Regions from separate parts of the Homo sapiens genome. Here region 1 is linked to region 2. Evidence: read pairs that join two places in POLR2A ChIA-PET (ENCODE). Cell type or tissue: MCF 10A. All regions are shown on one strand. Each heading gives the region's core, and the rest is flanking DNA. Links, peaks and the distances in the headings are about the cores only.

The links. ChIA-PET counts read pairs that join two places held together with the same protein. Peaks named below come from ENCODE experiments on the same cell type or tissue, not always from the same donor. Only the 100,000 strongest peaks of a DNase experiment are listed, where the experiment ranks them.
Region 1: POLR2A ChIA-PET joins it to region 2 with 6 read pairs; 2 of 35 experiments call an interaction of 5 or more read pairs at or near these places.

What each region holds. Positions count from the first base shown.
Region 1 is chr14:51,470,183-51,480,706 of GRCh38, reverse strand. All of the region lies in intron 2 of FRMD6-AS2 (FRMD6 antisense RNA 2), which reads left to right. It also overlaps a transcript of FRMD6 not described here. Among named protein-coding and RNA genes, the nearest start is that of LINC02310, 78 kb to the right of the region's middle. In MCF 10A, for the core only: no CTCF peak of the experiment used is centred there; no DNase peak of the experiment used is centred there.
Region 2 is chr14:51,322,164-51,332,687 of GRCh38, reverse strand. LINC00519 (long intergenic non-protein coding RNA 519) reads left to right here and starts at 4,303. Exons shown (of 2, transcript NR_145423.1): 1 at 4,303-4,558. In MCF 10A, for the core only: no CTCF peak of the experiment used is centred there; a DNase peak (open chromatin) is centred at 4,367.

The DNA.
Region 1 (10,524 bases), core at 3,235-8,234, 150 kb before region 2:
AGACAGGCTCAGGAACTCACTCAGAGACATCAGCTAGATGTACGGTGTCAGGATATGAACGTAGATAGGACATAAGACTCCCCTAATCAATGTAGTCATTGTATATAAACATGATGCCTTCTTACCCTCAAGAACCACAGAGATGCATAGAGGATACATTTAGGCAAATAGATGATTCCAGTCCTGGAATTTTAAAACCAATGTTTTAAAACAATGTTTTAGGTCTTAATTTTCTACACACTGGGCATACAGATTCATTAAAGAAATAAGCTAAAAGAAGATTGGAGAGGACACTCCTCTCTTCATATTCTTTCCCAATTCGTTTGTTCTCTGCCTGGCTATAAACTGTGATCCCCGTAAATCTCAGATTTGCAGTGACTTCATCAATTATTCAGCCTCAATTGTTCAGTAAATACACATGTACGTATACCCTGTGTTAGGCTCAGAAAATGTGGCACCAGATCCCAAAATGCAACTGTGCTGTTTTTCATTGCTCTGCTGTTTTTCCCAGGGCCTGCTGCTTCTTCCTTCTTAGCACCTTGGCTCCATCTCTTACTCTTCACTCTGCAAGCCAAGCCCTGATTATAGCTCAACTGGGATGTTGCAACTGCCTTCTCTTGGGGCCTCCCTGACTTCAGTGATCCACCCCTTCCAAACATCCTGCATCCTGCTACCAGACTTTTCACTGAAGTATAGACAATTAATTGCTTATAGTATCAAAATCCAAACTCCTTTGCCTGACTTGTGAAGCCTTCATGATCACACCCCACCCTCTCTATTCAATTTTCTTTCCCACGAAGTCAATACACAGTCACTGAGTCACTGTGAGCTTAACTGAAGAGGCAGCAACCCACATGCCTCTGCAACTGCTATTTTTCTCACCTTGGATGACCTCCCAATCACTCAGGTATCCAGCTCTCTAAATTTTACCCATTGCTCAAAAGCCTAGCTCAAGTCTCAGTTCTATTATTAAACTTTCCCTACTGTTGCAGCAGCCAGCTTTCACTTCTTTCTCTTACCTCCTATTAAAAGTTAATAATTATTTACATGACAGTAATGAAGAGCTAACTTCTACTGAGCACTTCCTATATACCATATCCTGTTGGGATAAATAGTTTTATTATTCCTGTTTTGCAGATGAAGAAACACAGGCACAGAAAAGAAGACAATTCTGGTTAACACCTGATTGTTTGCTAATCATTTTGTGTGACCTCTCTAACTAGCTTTCCACTTCCTTGAGAGCAGAGACTAAGCTCATATTTATCCTGTGCCTCCTACACAGCTAGCAGAGTGCTGGGTGCAGTATAAGTGATTAGTTAGTATAGTTGGGTGGTCATTTATACATGTCGATGTTATGCATCTCTACCCTACAAGAGTGACCATGGAGGGTAAAATTTCTACCCTATAAGAGTGAACATGTTTGTACAATGTGCGCATAAATGTTAAACCAACCCTTTAGCGCACAATGATGAATGGTTTGGGGGAGTTTATGGTCTAAAAGTGGCCCTATGTGATTTTTTTTCTAAGTTACTCTCACTACTTCCATCTTCTCACTCACTTGAAACGTTAAAGATTGGAAATCACAGATGGGCTGTCAGTAATTAATGACATAATTAACTAGCATTTTTGGAGGGCTACAAGGTAGGGGAGGTTGTTAATTCTGCCCTGGCCAACACCTGGGTCTTCTGATTTTATTAAAAATCAGGTGGCAGCAAAATTTTCCCAAGGAACCAAATATTTGTACCACAATATTATAGGTTTTCTCCGAATTTCTTCTGGCACATTTTTTTTCTTTTGACAACTATGGTGTGTACAGACCTAAATTCATCAAAGATAAATATTACAGTATAACTGTCAATGCAAAGGAGGCAAAGACTATGATTTAGGCTAAAGATAGCATCCCGATCTGTTTTCTCCTCGTGGTCCCCGACTTCCATCTCATAGGGACTATGCCTTTTTAGTTTTCTTAAGGATACCAAAATATGTCTGCTAAAATATTCTCTTTCCTGCAATAGTATTTTTTAAAGGTATAATTATTTATTCCATTCTTCATAGGCATACTTTCCAGTTTCTCTTTCCCACACCCATTCTTTGAGGAACACCATATGGAAGAACTCACGAGATTCCTCCTCCCTCCCACTTCAGATCAATGCTTAACAAAAGCCAACACCATAGAGAAACATTTTATTTCAAAATTTTTACATTGGCTCAATTGGAATTCATGAATTCCTGAGTGAATTCTCATAAGCACTAAAATAGATACTTTTTAACCAAAACATCAAATTAGAAAACTTATCTTACCAAAGTCATTCTACTTTACGTTTCCACTGACTACTATTCATTCTCACTGATGCCAGCGCTTTTCTTCACTTGGAAAAAAAATCCAATGAGAAGGAAAAAAAATGCATATAATATATCTTGTATCTTTCCGCAGTTTCTTAAAGCCTCAGCTTATTAGGATTTCCTCATTGCCAGTTGAAGCCAGATACACAATTGAAGCCATGTGATCCTATAATAATTTCAGTTTTACAGACATGCTGGCTTGAAAAGCATGCTGTTGAAGAAGTCATTTTCAAACTAAAATCACTCAGTTACAGAAAACATTATCTCATTTTTTTTAGTTGGGGGAAAGATATAACATGTCATATAACATGCTATAGAAAAAAACAGTCTGGGTGCAGTGGCTCACACCTGCAATCCTAGCACTTTGGGAGGCTGAGGCAGGTGGATCACCTGAGGGCAGGAGTTGGAGACCAGCCTGGCCAACATGGCAAAACCCTGTCTCTATTGAAAATACAAAATTAGCCAGCATGGTGGCACGTGCCTGTAATCCCAGCTACTTGGGAGGCTCAGGCACAAGAATCACTTGAACCCCAGGGACAGAGGTTGCTGTGAGCTGAGGTCGTGCCACTGCACTCCAGTCTGGGTGACAGAGTGAGATTCTGTCTCCAAAAAAAAAAAAAAAAAAAGAAAAAGAAAAGAAAGAAAGAAAGAAAAGAAAAAGAAAAGAACACTAGCTCATTATGGAGAACATGAAATATACTGCTCTTTTCCCATTTATCAATTTTTGCTTACCCAATTTAAAGTTTATAATACTTAAATTTTTTTTCAACAGCATCTGTCAGCTTTTGCATACAGTTTTATAATCATATTCAAGGCAATTATTTATTTTATATTTTGAATAGTCTCCAACACTCACTGCAAGTCATCTTCTACTTGTTTCCCCCCTTGTATCCTCATGCCAATTCACCTATTAATCAATGGGGCTGCAAATTAAAATTCTTTTTTCAAGAAGGGACTGTGTGGTGTGTATTTTCTGTCTTCTTGTAAATATGAAAATGAATTCCTACAGCCTTTGCACGTAAACATCACGTTGGGTGAACATGGAATTCTTGAGATACCACCTTGTCTCCTAAAATGGTGTTTTAGCCTTCAGGGTTGAGAAGTCTGATCCCATCCTAATGTTCATTTCCTTGTTAGTAACCTGTTTATTTCTCTATAAATCTCTGATTCTTTCTTTAACCTGGAAAATCAAAACATTTTACAAGCTATGTCTCTATGTGAGTCTGGTAATTTTAATTCATCTCAGATCTCTTCTGCAGGCAGGAAAGTTTTCTTCTGCCATATGTTTGAACATTGTTTCTAGTATTTTGTTCAATTTCTTCATTGGGAACAAATGTAACTCCTAGATTAGATCTGTGTTTTCTGTCTTCTCGCTGAACGCTTTCATCTTAATCCTTTCACTCCTTAATTTGTGTTCTACTTTACTGGTTTGATTTCTGCAGTCTTCCCTATAGTTACTCTCTTCAGTAGAAGTTTTAATTCTGCTATTATAGTTTTGGTATATTTGCCCTTATTTCTTATTTCAACCTTTGCCAATCTGCCTGCATCCCAATCTATTTTCTCCTGATGGCCCCTGACTCCCATCTCATAGAGGCTATGCCTTCTCAGTTTTCTTAAGGGATACCAAAAATATGTCTACTGAAAAAGTCTCTTTCCTGGAAAAATTTATTTTTGGATATGTAGTCTTGCTTCAAGTTTTAATGGAAAAGCTTCTTTTCCCTTATCTTGCAGTATTCTTTTTATAGGTCCCCTTTGGGCATCTCTCCACCTATTCATACTGGAAAAGAGAACACTATGTTCACTCCTGGCACTTGCCAGCAGAGTATTGGTGAAGGGTCTTCATACTCCCTCACTCTCCTCTTGAGTGCAAGTAAAGCAGGTATAAAGAGTAAACTGGTGAAGATAGTTTCTACCTGTTTTCAAAGTCCACAGAGATTTAGCTTGTTCAGGTGTCTCAGCATTAGGTTGGGGTCTCTCCTGCTCCAACTGCTGCAATTTCTGACTGGTAAAAGAAAGACTGGGAGGCAATCTACGGTCCTGTTTTAGACAGCAGCACATAAAAGACCACATTCCCTCCCAGCATGCGTTGGCCCCTGCCTTCTTATCTCTCTCCCTGTTACGGTCCTTTTTATTACATAGCATCCATTCTAAGATGCAACACACCTCTGCTTGTCTCTATGCCCAGCTGTGGTCTGGGAGCCAGAGTCTCCGAATGGATGTGGAAAGAGAGAAATTGATAGTTTGAGTGGAAGGCATGACTCTGGATTTGACTTCTGTTGGTGCAGAAGATAGTTGAACGGTTCCTAGTTGAACCATTTACTTTTCTGGCCAGGGCAGCCCCAGGGTCCTAAAATAGCCGGGGGCAAATGATGAGGGCAAGGTACATTTGTTCTCTATTATGTTTCAGTACCAGCTGGGCTTCTCTGGTTCAGCATGTAAGCACGTGCTTACATGCTTCTCAATCCATTCCATCGACAATTACGTTAGTAGACATTCTCTGTGGACCTCAGCATATGGCTTTTCTCCATCTTAAATTTACAGCTTATTGTCCTCCCTTTTTCACGCTTTTCATGTAATTTCATGAGCACTTTGGCAAAAAGTTTGGGAAAAGGCATCTCAGTTATTACCTGTTTCATCCTTTGATGATCTAGAAAGTTTATAAATGAGAATTTTAAATGTTGCTAGCTAGAATATACAGGTAAACCATAATAGCATATCTATGTTAGGTTTTGAATCCAACCCAAGGGGGAAAATAGAGGTTTCCTCATGGCGCTCATAGATTCAACAAATAGAGAAACCACGAAATATGCTAATAGCATCACAATGGCTCATGCTGTATGTAGAGAGGAAAAGAAAGCTGTAAGATCTTAGGTGGCCACAGCCCTCCTAGAACCTGGGGCTAAGAACACTCTCTGAAGTTGAACATATTATCAATTTGGAATGGGTGAAATCAGCTCGTAGCAAAAGTTACTCCTGACATCATAGTGCTTCCTAACTCTATGGCAAAGAGGACAGTTTGTTTACTTCATTGAACCATGAAAAATAAGGCATTTCTTAAATCTAATCAGGAGCTAGGTGACCCACATATATCCTCAGGTTCCAATGCTGTTAATGTAAATCAATTTGTACCCAAATAAATGGCATAGTCTCCTGGATGAGGAAATAATGAAAAATATAATTGGCTTGGAATCTAGGAAAAGGGGGACCAGAGAATACAAATTTGTGTATTCTGACACCATCTAAGAGAGAGAGCATGTCTTGGCTAGCTTAAACAAGCATTGTCACTCTCTTGGCAGGTACATCTATGCATTGGAAGTGGGGATTATCATAACTGATGACTCTGTCATTCAGACTGTCTAGCTCACTTTTCCCTGAGCCAGTGAGCAACCTCTCATTTTTCACATAAGGCTTTCCCTCAGTTTAGAAAAATATCTCTGCAGAAAGAACATGGCTCTATGGCTGAACAGATAATAGAACCTAAATCTTTAGTGCAGTGTTAATAGCTTGACTCCAGTTACAGCTGTTTGATAGGGCAAAATGAGTCACGCTGTGAACAAAACATTCTGTATCATTTTTGTTCGCCCACCTCTCCCATGTTCAAAGGCCTTCTGTGGTTCCCCATTGCCTTCACATTCAATTCCAAGCTTTTGAATCTGTCTCTCAAGATCCTTCTCAAACTTATCCTGCATCACTCCCCAGTGTGGGCTGGCCCACTCCAATGCCATCCCAAATACCCACACTCATTCTCTCCTCTCTCCCTTGGCTCCAGCTGTCTTCTACCTGGGAGAATTCTCCCTCTTCCTTTCTACAAACCAAAATCTCACTAGTTCAAAGGCAAATTCAAGACCACTGTGCCCTCTGAAAACTCCTCCGGCCCCACCAGCCCCACTGATTTCTGCATTTCAGATGCACTGCCTAGGATTCTGAGGCCTAAATCTTTCCCGCCAGTCCCAAACTGCCATTGTAAATTCCTGTTGACTTTGCTACCACTCCACCCTCTTCTCTGTTATCTAAGCATAATGAACTTTTGTGATGTAGTGTTTAACTGCTTTGTCTTTCAGAGTTCTAAGGGCAGGGAAATTTCCAACTCCTGTCTCTATTCTCACTTTGCTAATCACAGCAATGATGACAAATAAGCACCCCAGCGTTTTCCTAACTTGAAATGAAATTGAAATCTGTACACACGGTTAAAATCCAGACCTAGAAGTGATGCTGTGATTAAAAGCATGGGCTCTGGATAGAGAGAGATCTGGATTCAAACCCCTGCTTATCTATTTTTATCTATAAACTTAGGGCAAGTGACATAGATTCTCTAAGCCAAGTGTTCTCATCTGTAACAAATAGATTTCGTAGGGTTTTTGTGATGATAAATGAGATAATGTGATACGTGCTCAATAAATGTTAACTATGATTAGTAAGAAGAGCTCCAGGGGATGTCTTCCTTTGAGTCATGCAGCTTTGAGAATGCTGGGATAGCTCTAGGTCAGGGGAAATTGCATAGGATTTTAATACATCTTGGGATTTAAAAAAAAAAAAAAAGTAAAGAAAGCATAGAAATTAGCTCCAAGACCAGGACTACAAGTCCTTAGTAATAAGTGGGAGATAAAGATGCTCCTGCCTCAAGGGTGTGGCTGGGAATAAGAGAAAGGGGTAGGCGGAGAAAGTACTGCTCTCAAAAGGCAGAAAACTCCCTGAGATAGAGCCAGAAGCCTATGCCCTAACCTGGGGCACAGGTCCAGAATCAGCAAGAGAGGTTTTTGGTGAGAATCCAGGTAATACCTTCATATGAAAGGTGTACTAGTTTCAATCTGTTCAAATTTCCTCAATGGAGGGTGTGTAGAACAGGAAGAACAGGCCTACTTCTGGAAGCATAAAGAGTCGTGCTCACTTACTGGCCAGGTCATTTTAGGTTGGTCAGAAGCTGTGACCTCTGGAGAAACACTGTCTGCCAGGGTCAGAGTCAGCTGAGGCAGCAGAGGAGCAGTAGTGATGGTGGCCATGCGCGGTTACTTAGAAACTGCAACAGACCAACAAGTGGCTGGGTCAAGATCAGCCTTTACTGGCCTTTTAAAATAAGATAGGCCATGAATTAGAACCAACACAAAACTGGGAGGTAGCTGAGACCACATACACATATAATTTAAAGCCAAATCCTGATTGTCTCCAAGGCTAGTACAGCCCTAGAAAACTCCAGCTGTAAATCATTATCCTGACGTGGGAAGCACAAGCAGCAGGACCGGCAGGGGCAGAAGCTCAGCTCTCACTTTATTCCCAGTGCTTTTCCTGTTGGCCTGGGCACCCTCATTTGGATGACTTCCAAAAGACTTGAGCTCATTATACCTCATTTGAAAATTATTTCCCAAACTGCTCAAGGGTATCAACTAATAAGTGTTCAAGGGGTAACCATTAGGTCTTATCACATGTAGGGACAAATATTCTCCTAAGGAAGGATACACTACATTATCCTCAATTAAATCTGGTAACAGACTTAAAGCACAGCCTTGGGGATTAACTTGGTAAGGTGGCTAAACAAAGATTCCTGGCGCCTCAGTGCTTGAGTACTAGGAGCATTTCAAAGATTTACATGAACCAGAAATCTGGGTGAGGGGAACAGGGCTGCTCAGAATTTTTGACAGGGTGCTTCAGCTGTGAGGCTAAGTTCAGGTGAGCTGAGGCTAAGATTCAGGAACTGAAAAGGAGGGTCCCTGTTGGTTCTCCTTGAATAAGTCTTTCTCTCACAGTTAAAATCATTCCTTCAGCAGGCTGGGTGCGGAGGCTCACACCTGTAATCCCAGCACTTTGGGAGGCTGAGGTGGGCAGATCACGAGGTCAGGAGATCGAGGCCATCCTGGCTAGCACGGTGAAACTCTGTCTCTACTAAAAATACAAAAAATTAGCCAGGCGTGGTGGCAGGTGCCTGTAGTCCCAGCCACTCGGGAGGCTGAAGCAGGAGAATGGCGTGAACCTGGGAGGTGGAGCTTGCAGTGAGCTGAGATCGCACCACTGCACTCCAGCCTGGGCGACAGAGAGAGACTCCGTCTCAAAAAATAATTATTATTATAATAATAATAATTCCTTCAGCAATTGAGCCAGAGAAAGAAGTCCCTAGAACACCCAGCATTCTGAAATTTCACAGTGATGAGTCTTTGAGTCTTGGTGTAGCTCTTTAACCTTCATTGTGCTGGGTCCTATGTAGGTCTTTTGAAGCTGGTAAACTGTGTCCTTCACTTAGGGGAAATATATGCATATTCTTAATTTATAAAGAAAAGAAATTTATTTCTAACCGTTCTAGAGGCTGGAAAGTTCAAGATCAGGCATTACCAGGTCCAGTTGCCTCATAGGGTCTGGTGTCTGCCCCTAAGATGGCACCTTGAATGCTGCGTCTTCTGGAGAGATGGACAGTGTGTCCTCACATGGCAGAGGCAGAAGGGCAAAAGGAACAAATTCCCTCCTCCAGCCCTTTATAAGGGCATAAAATGGGAAAATATTCTTATATCATTTCTTGGGTAATTTTCTCCTCTTGTTTTCCTTTTTCCTATTTTTCATTTTCTTTCTTTCTTCTTTTTTTAAACTCTGTTATTATTTGAATGCTGGGCTTCCTAGAGAAATCCTCTTGGACTCTTGTCATTTATCTACCACTTTCTATCACTATTGTTTACTTTGTTGTTATTGTTCCATTTGCTGTGAGATTTCTTCAACTGTATTAACTGAACCTTATCTAAATGTACATATTTTTAAATTTTAGTTACCATGTCTTCATTTTCCAAGAATGCCGAATGTTTCTTTAAAAACAGCACTGGGAATTTTATAATGATAAAAAGAATAATTCATCAGGAAGACATCAATTTTTTTTTTTTTTTTTCGAGACGGAGTCTGGCTCTGTCACCCAGGCTGGAGTGCAGTGGCGCTATCTCGGCTAACTGCAAGCTCCGCCTCCTGGGTTCACGCCATTCTCCTGCCTCAGCCTCCCAAGTAGCTGGGACTACAGGCGCCTGCCACCACGCCCGGCTAATTTTTTGTTGTTGTTGTTGTATTTTTAGTAGAGACAGGGTTTCACTGTGTTAGCCAGAATGGTCTTGATCTCCTGACCTCATGATCCACCCGCCTCCACCTCCCAAAGTGCTAGGATTATAAGCGTGAGCCACCGCACCTGGCCAGGAAGACATAAATATTATAAATGCATATGCATCTAATAACAGTTCCCAAAAATACATGAAGCAAAAATTCACAGAATTAAGGGGACAGATAGATTCCACAATTATATCAGGTGATTTTAGAACCCCATTAGTAAGCAATTCATAGAAAAACCAGAAAAAACATCTACATAAATACTGAAGGTATGCACAATACTATTGATCACTATCTAACTGGCATTTATGGAACAAACATCCAGCAACTGCAGAATATGTATTCTATTCAAGTTCACATAATACATTTTTAAAAATAGGCCATATGCTGGACAATAAATCAATAAATTTTAATGAATGAAATATACAGAGTGTATTTTCTGGCCACAGTGGAATTAAATGAGAAATCAATAACAATATGGCATCTAGAAAACCCATAAATATCTAGAAATTAAACAACACCATCTTAATTCATAAGTCAAAGACAAAAATCACAAGGGAAACTAAGAAATGTTTTGAACTGAATGAAGATACAATGTACCAAAATTTGTGGAATTCAGCTAAAACAGCTTTAAAATGCATATAAGTAAAAATAGAAAAATTAAAAATCAGAGAATGATAAAAATAAGAGCAAAAAAGATAAAGATAAGAGCAGAAATAACCAAAATAGACAGACAATAGATAGATAAAAGAGAAAATTACCAAAACCAAAAGCTGGTTTTTTTTTGGTTTTTTTTGAGACGGAGTCTCGCTCTGTTGCCCAGATTGCACTGCAGTGGCGCAATCTCGGCTCACTGCAACCTCCGCCTCCCGGGTTCAAGCAATTCTCCTCCCTCAGCCTCCCAAGTAGCTGCCACTGCGCCAGCTAATTTTTGTATTTTTAGTAGAGACAGGGTTTCACCATATCGGCCAGCCTTGTTTGGAACTCTCGACCTTGTGATCTGCCCACCTTGGCCTCCCGAAGTGCTGGGATTAGAGGCGTGAGCCACCATGCCCCGCCCAAAAGCTGATTTTTTAAAAAAGATTTAAAAAATTGACAAACCCCTAGCTAGAT
Region 2 (10,524 bases), core at 2,424-7,423:
CATGGTGAAATAGGCAGCCGTGTGGTCAGGCCAGGGCACAAGATTCACACACTCCCTCTCTCCCTCAGTAATGCTCAGGTTGTCTACAGGAAACATCCTATAGTCCTACATATCTTGTTCCCCACGTTGAACAAAGTGAGGAGAAAGACATAAAAGGATTTCTCTGCTCTTGCTCAGTTTTCATCTCATGAAAGAATAAGACTTGCCTCAAATTTCATGAGTGTACAGTCGAGTTCTTACCTGGCAGAACTAATCTTCTGGGGGAACAATAATAGGTCATGTTAATTAAGTACTCATTCTCCTAAGTATATTTTTTATTATCTCATTTTTTTCTCATAGCAACCCTCTAAAGAGGGTCTATTGTCATCCCCATCTTACAGAGGAAACTGAGCACAGAATGGTAACTTGCCCAAGGTCATCATTTAGCCAGAACTTAAACCCATTGGGTCAAACTCCAGCACCCACTATACAAAGCTGTCTCATCTCAACCAGCCCTCTCTCCTTCTGACTCACTTCGGTATTTCATTTTTTAATTGACATTTGCTAAGAAGGTCAAATGGATGACGAAGGATGTTGTTGAGCACTCATTTTAGCAAAGTTGTATCTAGCACTTAATCATGTGACCAATTGCTGTACTAAGACTAGGGGATAAAGGGAGGGGAGGACATGCAGTCCATGTCCCTAATGAACATTCCATCTCCTTGATTGGCGGGGGAGAGAGAGAAAGAGAGAGAGAGGCCACATGAAAGAAAAATAACAATGTAAGAAAGGGAGAGAGGAAGAGAGAGGAAGCAGAGATCTGGGAGAGTACAGAGGAGTGATGCGGTGATTCAACCCCACAAGGAAGGTCAGTGTGTCTTCTTTGCATATACGGTAAACAGAAGAAACTGAAGCTTAGAGATCTTAAATAGCAAATCCTAGTTTGCTTAGCAAGTCAGTGGGGGGAGGTAGGAGACTAGTGTCTGACTCTGAAGCCCACACCCTCTTCACTGCACATATGTCTCCCTGATCCTGAAAGGGTAGTTTACGACCATGTCCTTAAGGGCCTGAATGTTGCACTAAGGAGCTTGGGCTTTATTCTCTAATGAATATAAGTACCCACAATGCTCCTCTGCTCTAAAGTTAAGAGCATCATCTAGGGATTGCCGGGCAGAAGGCAAATCCCACTGGTTTCCTTCTACGCACACATATATCCCCTCCAAGGGTGTCCAGTGAGCCAATCAACCACTTTTTTCACTTTTATGCAAACACAGCAGCTGGATTAGCTGCACCTGCAGCCTCTGCTGTGTCACACATGATAAAAGGATCAAAGTCTAGAACATGACTTCAGACTATAATTTAAGATAATTAAGATTTTTAACCTAAATTACATTTTAACATTTCATAACAGAGCTGTCAAGATTCTATCTATCAAAACTCTATCAAGCAAACAAAAGAGGATAATTATATTTTCAGACACATGCAGTCATCACTCTGCTTAAGTTCTCATAAAAAAGACTTCTGTCTTCTTTCACATTCTCATTTTCAATTGCTCTTCCTCTTCCCAGCCACCCTTGGATTCTGAGACTATGCATTCTTAAACAAGAGGAAAATATTCCAGAGGAGTTTGTAACTCAGGCCATGAAAGTGTTTCTCAGAAGCGGCAGTTCTAATTAGAACTGCATCTAAAGGAAATATCTCTTCATTGGTAGGGACATCTTGCCTCACTAAATAGACTCTGATTGGGGATGAGAAAAGGCAGCATATTAAACTCTTCAAATCAAAGAGAACAATGAAATGCCAAAAAGTTTCCTCCTAGAAGCTGAATTTGCTTTCATCTTGTCCCATTAAGATATGGAGATTGTTGCAAAATCTTTGAGTTGCCACAGGAAGAATACTAACTATTTTGGGTATTGCTGGATGCCTGCCCATCATCCACTTCACCTCTCCCCTGACCATTAGGAATCAGCCATGTCAGTGAGGTAAAAATGACCCTACTCCCCGCTGCAGTGGCCTAAGGCACTCAATGTAATCTTATCCTCATTAAGACTGTGATTGATTCAGGAATACACAAGGAATACATGCTGCAGCCAACCCTTGCACGGCGTCCCCCAGTTCCCATGACTGCTCAAGACAGGGGCACAGGATCTTACTTGGCCCCATGGCCAAGAATGAAGCCCACAAGTTTTGTTGGACAGTAGAGAGGAGAGAAATGTTCTTCCTTTGGACCTTCTTTTGGCTCTTCTTTTGGACCTGTGTGTGCAGACATTGGACCCAGAACTGTTGCAGGCATTTTGCTATCAATAAGGGAAGCCTGAGGACAAAGCCTACACACTAGGAGGATGAAGCCAGGACTGTTACAGAGAAACAGAGCAGGAATCCTGATTAAACTGTGCGTGAACACTGACACAGCCAGTTTGAGTTCAGTTCTGCTTTGTTTGCAACCAAGAGCATCCTAACTGATCCACCAACTCTAATAGTTAAGTACAGTGTTCTTAGCTTTGTGGGATCGTAGCCCTTTGAAAATCTGATATAGACCAGGATCCCGCTTCCCAGAAAAACACATGTACAAAAGGTCACATAAAATCTAGGGGTGACAGGGGCATGGACTCCAGATTGAGTCTCCAGCAGACTGGTTAGGCACTTAGGCTTTGAGGTAGGATAGATCTGGGTTCAAATCCTAGCTCAGCTACCACCAGCTTCTTGTCACTTTATGTAACTCTTCTGAACCTCATTTTATTATGCCATAAAATGAGAATAATAATATCTACTTCACAGGGGTGTAAAATGTAAACAAAATCATGAATGTCTAGAGATTAGCACAGTACCTATCTCACAGTCACAACCCACAGCCTATGGCATCAGGCAATTAAGAATAGTCCTTAAAGGGCCAGGCGCGATGGCTCACACCTGTAATCCCAGCACTTTGGGAGGCCAAGCCAGGCGGATCACGAGGTCAGGAGTTCAAGACCAGCCTCACCAACATGGTAAAACCCCATCTCTACTAAAAATACAAAAATTAGCCAGGCGTGATGGTGGGCGCCTGTAATCCCAGCTACTCAGGAGGCTGAGACAGGAGAATGGCTTGAACCTGGGAGGCGGAGGTTGCAGTGATCCGAGATCATGCCATTGCACTACAGCCTGGGCCACAGAGCAAGACTCCGTCTCAAAAAAAAAAAAAAAAAAAAGAATAGTCCTTAAGCCCTTAAGATAGATGTCCATGTCAAGTGTTAGAATATGCACAGAACTGAAGCCATCATTGATCTGAATATGTAAAGCAGTTGATCAGGAATTGGTCCTAGATTTGGGGAAAACTTGTCACGAGGACAGGAATTTGGGCAAGACATAGCTTCTTAATCTGAAAAGTGCCTAGCTAGTTCTCAAGACTATAATGGAGTCAGATGAGAGAAAAAGGATTTGATCCACTTGGGGCAGAATAGGGAAGGTTTTGTTAACTGTAAAGTTTTAAAAGGCAGAGTAAAGGAGAATAAAAAAGACTTATGGTTGCACATCTGCAGACTTTCACAATCATAAGACCAAAAACTAGTAATTTCCCATCCCAGCCCCGGAGAAATGACTCACTGGGCTGTCCTTCATAGGCCCAAATCCCAAAGTTTCTTATAAAAAGGTGAAATTTTGGACTCCATGGGCAATGGCCACCCTGCCCAATATCCCTGCCTGCTGTTCAACTCATGTCCTGCCCGCCCACCTCCAGCACCTGCAAGTCCTACTCCACCCAGAGGATGTCCTGGCTGCTCATATTTCAACGAAATCGTAAGGCTCTTCGAGTATTCCTCCTTGATTTATGACTTGGAAATGTCAGCAGGAATGGAAAATCCAGGACATGGCCAGGAAGAACACAGTCCAGGGACGTTTTAGAGCTGATACAGCCCATCTGCTTGGTCCTTCACTGTAGTTCTCTATTTCTACCTTCTACTACCTTATTTTTCTTTCTGCATCAAAACATTCCTTTTTTTTTTTCCACTCCATTTTTCTAAGTAGGCCAGTCACAAGTAAGCATCTTTTTGAAGGCTAATGCAATCCCATCACTGTGTTCTCTACACTTAACTCAGTATGAGGATGCCAAAGTAAGTCCCAATGAAACAGCACAGTGAATTGACCCCTCCCTACCACCAAGTGGACAGCAAGATTGGACTGGAAGTGTGTCCCATCCCAACCTATTATCCTGGTTAAATTTGTTTCTTCCTATGAATCTTCTCCTTCAAAACACTCTCAGCATTCTAGAGGGAGGAGATCACAAATAAACAAAAGGTAAAGAACTGTTCTGACTTCCCACATCACAGCCAGTGATGACTCAGCAACCAAGTTCTGCTCCCTTCTAGAAACAACATAGACAAAGAAAGCAAAAGGAAAGAAATGCTGACAGAGACCCACAAAGGCCGCTGTGATTTGGTAAAGCACCAAGCCTGCCAGCACGTCCTATGGAAAGTGAGGGCAGACACAACCACAGTTGGCAGGGAGAACAGCCAAGCCGCAGCACAGCTAATGACAGTCACCACTCTGGAGAAATGCTTCAAAGGGCAGCTGCAGAGGTGGCAGCCAGCTCACTGAGGAAAACGTAAGTCACAGGAGAGGAGAGGGGAGGTGGGGACGCTCTCAGGGAGTGGCTGTGTTCTGTTTTATTTGCTGCACATGCTAAACCAAGACTTCAACCAGAAAGCAAAGGTTCCAGGAATCATGGGCAAGCATTTGAAGAAATAAGGCTCAAAGTCCTCAAGTGATGTTAAAATATTTGCCTTGATAGACCCCCTCATGGCTTTAGAATATGATAATTTTAGACACAATCACCAGAGATGTTGTAAACTGCTGAGCACCTAATATGTATCTTTTTTTAAAGTAGGATAATAGTTCTGCAAGGCTAACATTCTCACTTTTTACAATAGAAAGTAGGAGCTGAGAGACCCCATGCTGCAGCTCAGAGCCACTAACTTTTCCTCCAGATAGCAAGGATCTAGGAAATAATTGAGCCACAAATAATTACTGGTATGCTTGGCCCTGGGAACTATTCCATGGCCAAGAGCTCAAGCTGGAAAATCCCCTTTCCTGACCTTACTTCCTGCACTTCTTACCCCACAGCCCTCTCATCCCTGCTGATCTGTCCTCACCTTCACTGAGTCTCCATTTTCTAGATTCTTCTCTTGTCTCCTCATTCATCAGAGTCTTTCTGGCTTCTTTTGCCCCTTACCCAGCCTGGAATCCATTAGAAATGATTTAAATAGGGCTTTTGCAGGAATCTTAGAATTGCTCACTCCCAAACTGCCTCCTATGGCTGGATTGTCAATCATCGAATCTGGCAAACCCATACTTATCTTCCCTCTATCCATAGCTGCCAAGTAGTGTGGGAAAAATCACCAAAGCACATAGATTGTATCCCACAAGTCTATTTTCTCTAAATCCTGGCTGGGCCCTCCCTCCTTCTTGACAATCCTTTCTGTTAACTTTTCCTGTTGCCCTTCAGCACTTCTAACAGCATTAGTCTCCTCAGACACATAACTATCTGACTGCCTTACCTGCAAAGACAACTCATCTCTTGTCATTCTAAGAAGAATAAATCATTTCTTGGGGCTTCTCTCAAGTTTTTCCTCAAAATTTTCTGTGTTTTTCGTCACAGTTTTACCTTCCCTCCTATTGAAAAGAAAGACATATTCCTGTTCCTTTTTATAAAGCTGTACTATACCTGGGCTCCTCATCCTTTAGCTTCTCACTTTCTCTAGGTCCTTGCTCCATTCATTTCGTCCTTGCTCACTTGGGATTTGTCTCTCAGTGGCTGCTAGTTCTATCCTCTTTGTTGTAACCAATAGCAAGAAATATTGAACTTTCCGGAAACCATGTGTAAGCTATTTCTTGGAGGGACACTTAAACCAACTGAGAACACAGAAATCCCACAAGGAAAAACACAACCTGCTGATAATGAACTCTATTTAAAAATAAAGTATTACAATACACACACACAAACACACACACACACACACACACACACACACACACACAAGAATAAAGGACCAAGAGGGAATGGAATGCCAGAAGATGTAATTAATACATGAGAGAATTATCATTCCAAGTACTGGGAGAGAAGAGAACTGAAACAGACTAAAAAAATATGTATATTTAAAATTATTAAAACTTTGTTAAAAAATAATAAAAGTATGAAAAAGGACAGATTTTTAAAAAACAGAATTTATAGGAATGAAAAATATAGTGCTTAAAATTAGAAGTTCAAGGCCAGGCACGGTGGCTCACACCTGTAATTTCAGCACTTTGGGAGGCCAAGAGGGTCTATCACTTGAGGCTATGAGTTCAAGAACAGCCTGGCCAACATGGCAAAACCCCATCTCTATTAAAAATACAAAAATTAGCTGGGCATAGTGGTGCATGCCTGCAATCCCAGCTACTTGGGAGGCTGAGGCATAAGAATCACTTGAACCAGGAAGCTGAAGTTCCAGTGAGCCGAGATCATGTCACTGCACTCCAGCCTGGGTGACACAGTGAGACCTTGTCTCAAAAATAATAATAACAAAAAAATAAAATTAGAAGCTCAAAGTATGTGGCAGATTAAACAGAGTTGAAGAGAATATTACAAAAATGGGAACTAGATCTAAAGAAATTATGCAGAATACAGCTGAGAATAATAAAAAGATAGGAAATATGAAAGTAGTTAAGAGATATAAAGGCTAGGGTATGAAAGTCCAAAATAAATCTCCAAAAAGAGAAAAAAGAGAGAATGAGGGTGAGGTAATATTGAAAAGACAATGGCTAAGATTTTTCCAGAACTGAATTGTAATTCCTCAAAATGAAAAAGTACCCAAATGCTGAAGAGGCTAAATGAAAATGAATCTGCTACTAGACACACTGTGGTAAAATTGCAGAATAGCAAAAACAGCAGAAAATCTCCAAAGCAAACAAAGAGAAGATACAAATTGCCAACAAAAAAATGACAGCTGGATCCCCAGTAGACTTCCCATCAGCAACAGAATATCCCACAAGAAAATCACATTGTATTTTCATGCTATTGTTTGAAAACAACTGTCAACCTAGAATACAACACCTAACTCAACAAAACTCCCAGAGAGGAGAGTAAAGATGTTTATGGAAAAAGGAAAGGAGAATTTGCCATTCATCACTGAAATACCTACTAAAAATACACTTCATTAAGGAAATTTAGTCCAGAACAAAGAAGTAAAAAGCAAGATGCAATGATGAACACAAATATCAGTACATATGATGATAAATGGAAACTGTAAACAAAGCATAATAATAATTCAGACAACTAATGAGGAAGTTAGAACTAGATAGAAGACAATAGTAGTCACTAATAACATGGAAATGGAAGAGGAGCTGAGTTTAAAAAGTAAGCTCAGATGAATGGATAAAGAAAATGTGAAATAATCCACAAAATTACATATATATATAAATTACATATATAATGATATATCTAAATTATTCCACATAAATTTCATATATAGGTATATATAGCATCATTATATACATGTATGTATACATAATATCTCATTTTAGATATATATACACACACACACTCACATATGAATATAAAAAAAGCAGGAAATTTTGCCATTTGTAACAATATGGATGAACCCTAAGGACATTATTCTAAGTGAAATAAGCCAGACACAGAAAGAAAAATACTCACTCATGACCTCACATATGACCTCACTTATATGTGGAATCTTTAAAAAGTTGAACTCATAGAAGCACACAGTAGATGATGATTTTCAGGGGCTGGATGGGCAGGGAATGGGAAGATGGTAAAATAAAGGGTACGAACTTTCGATTATAGGATGGATAAGTTCTGGGAATCTAATGCATAGCACGGTGATTATAGTTAATAATACTGTATGGTATACTTAAAATTTGCTAAGAGAAAAGAACTTTAGTGTTCTCAGCACACAAAAAAGTAACTCTGTGAGGTGACAAATTGTGTTAATTCACTTGAATCTGGTGATGGTTTCACAATGGGTATGTATGTCGAATCATTGCATTGGACACCTTAAACATATACAATTTTTGTTTGTCAGGTGTAACTCAATAAAGCTGAACAGACAAGTGGAAGTCCTCACAGTGCTTGGGAAACATTAACTTTAAACTTAGTCAAGTATTAGTCACAAGAATTTAAAGATTATCACTATAATTTAAATTTAGAATTTAAAGATTATCACAATAGAAATAAAAAGTATAACTCCCAAACTAGAAAAAGAAGAAGAGGAAAAACAAAACTCAAATAGACCAAAAGGGCAAAAAGAAAGGAGAATGACGCAAAAACAGAAAATTAGATGGAAGAAATAGATCCAAATATACTAGTAATATATGTAAAAAAATTAAAACCACTGGTTATAGTCTCAGACTGGAATTTTTGAAATTTGAACTGTATGATATTTACAAGGTACAGATGAAAAAAGATACGCCAGGCAAATAGTAAGTGCAAGAAAGCTAGGAGAGCCTTATTATAATCAGACAAAATGGAATTTAAGACAGAGTTGTTAGTATTAAACACACTAAATGAGAAGGGAAATTTTTTTCAGGAAGAGAGACTGACCTTGACTGTTGTGCTAAACAATATGGTCTCAAAATATATAAAGCAAAAAGCTGCAAGATTATAAGGGGAAAAAATGAAAAAATCACAGAGGTAGATTTTAACACATCTTTGTCAGAAAGCGAGTCACCTAGACCAAAAATTGGTAAGACATAGAAGATTCAAATAATTATAATAATCAATATTGACCTATGTGACATTTAGAATTCTGAGATGAGGCAGAAAAACATAACTTTCAAATAATGGAACACCCATGCCAAATGAAAGGTGTTTTTTCCGCCTGACATCAACAGATTCTGACACCAAATGTGTAGGGGATTTTCCACACCCACAACCAATTCTACAATTCCTTGGCACCAACCGGGTATTCTACAATTCAGTTCAATTCTGACACTAACTAACCACAGTTAGTATCAGACACCAAAGGTTTAAGGACTCAGTACCACGAATCAGTCACAAGTATGAGGTTCCCAGATTACTGATGCCTCATCTGACTTAGCTACAAGGTTGTGGAATCCCATAATCCCCTCCTTCAGGTTGTGAACAGCTCACAGAATTCAGGAAAGCACCTTACTTGCACTTACTGGTTTATTATAAAGGGTACAAATGAGCCAAATGAACAGGTATGTAGAGTGAAGTCCAGATGTGTCCCAAGCTCAGGAGCCTCTGTCCTGTGGAGTTGGGATGTGGCACCCTCCCAGTATATGGATGCATTCACCAACCCAGAAGCTCTCCAAACCCCATTGTTTAGGATTTTTTTAAGGAAGTTAAATCACAAAGGAGTGATCAATTATTAACTCAATCTCCAGCCCCTTCTTCCTACCTGGAGGTTGAGGGGTGCGGCTGAAAGTTTTAGGCTTCTAATCAAGTTTTCTGGTTGGTGACCAGTCCCCATCCTGAAGTGATCTAAGGGCCCAACCAAGAGTCACTTCATTAGAACAAAATATGCTCCTATCAGCCTGGCGTGGTGGCTCACGCCTGTAATCCCAGCACTTTGGGAGGCCGAGGCAGGCAGATCACCTGAGGTCGGGAGTTCAAGACCAGCCTGACCAACATGGAGAAATCCCGTCCCTACTAAAAATACAAAATTAGCCAGGTGTGGTGGCACATGCCTGTAATCCCAGCTACTCAGGAGGCTGAGGCAGGAGAATTGCTTGAACCTGGAAGGTGGAGGTTGCAGTGAGCCAAGATCACGTCATTGCACTCCAACCTGGGCAACAACAGTGAAACTCCATCTCAAAAAAAAAAAAAAAAAAAAAAAATATATATATATATATATATATATATATATGCTCCTATCACCCCATCACTCAGAGAATTATAAGAGATTCAGGAGCTCTGTCAAAAACCAAGGACAAAGATCAAACATATTTCCATGATGCCACACAAAGAAAACATATTTCCAAATAACTTGTGAGCTAACAACTCATGATAGAAATTATTAGCATGACATGTCAAAACTTGTATGATACACCTAAAGTAGTATTAAAAGTAAAAAGTACATATATGTATATATGTATCACAATGAACTAGAAATAAGGTGAACTAAGCATTCAATTCAAGAAGTTAGAAAGAGAAAGATGGAACTTGAAGAAAGTAGATGGATGCATATAATAAACGTAAGGGCACTTTGGAAGGCCGAGGCAGGTAGCTCGCTTGAGCTCGGGAGTTCGAGACCAGCCTGGGCAACATGGTGAAACCCTATCTCTATCAAAAATATAAAAAATTAGTTGAGCATGGTGGCATGCACCTATGGTCCCAGCTACTCAGGAGGCTAAGATGGGAGGACCAAGCACTCGAGCCCAGAAGGTGGAGGTTGATTGCAGTAAGCCGAGATGGTACCACTACTCTCCAGTCTGGGTGACAAAGTGAGACCCTGTCTCAAAATAATAATAATAATAATAATAATAATAAACACAAGGGAAGAAACGATAGAAAAGAACAATAAAACCAAGTTCTTTTTCTGAAATGGAAAA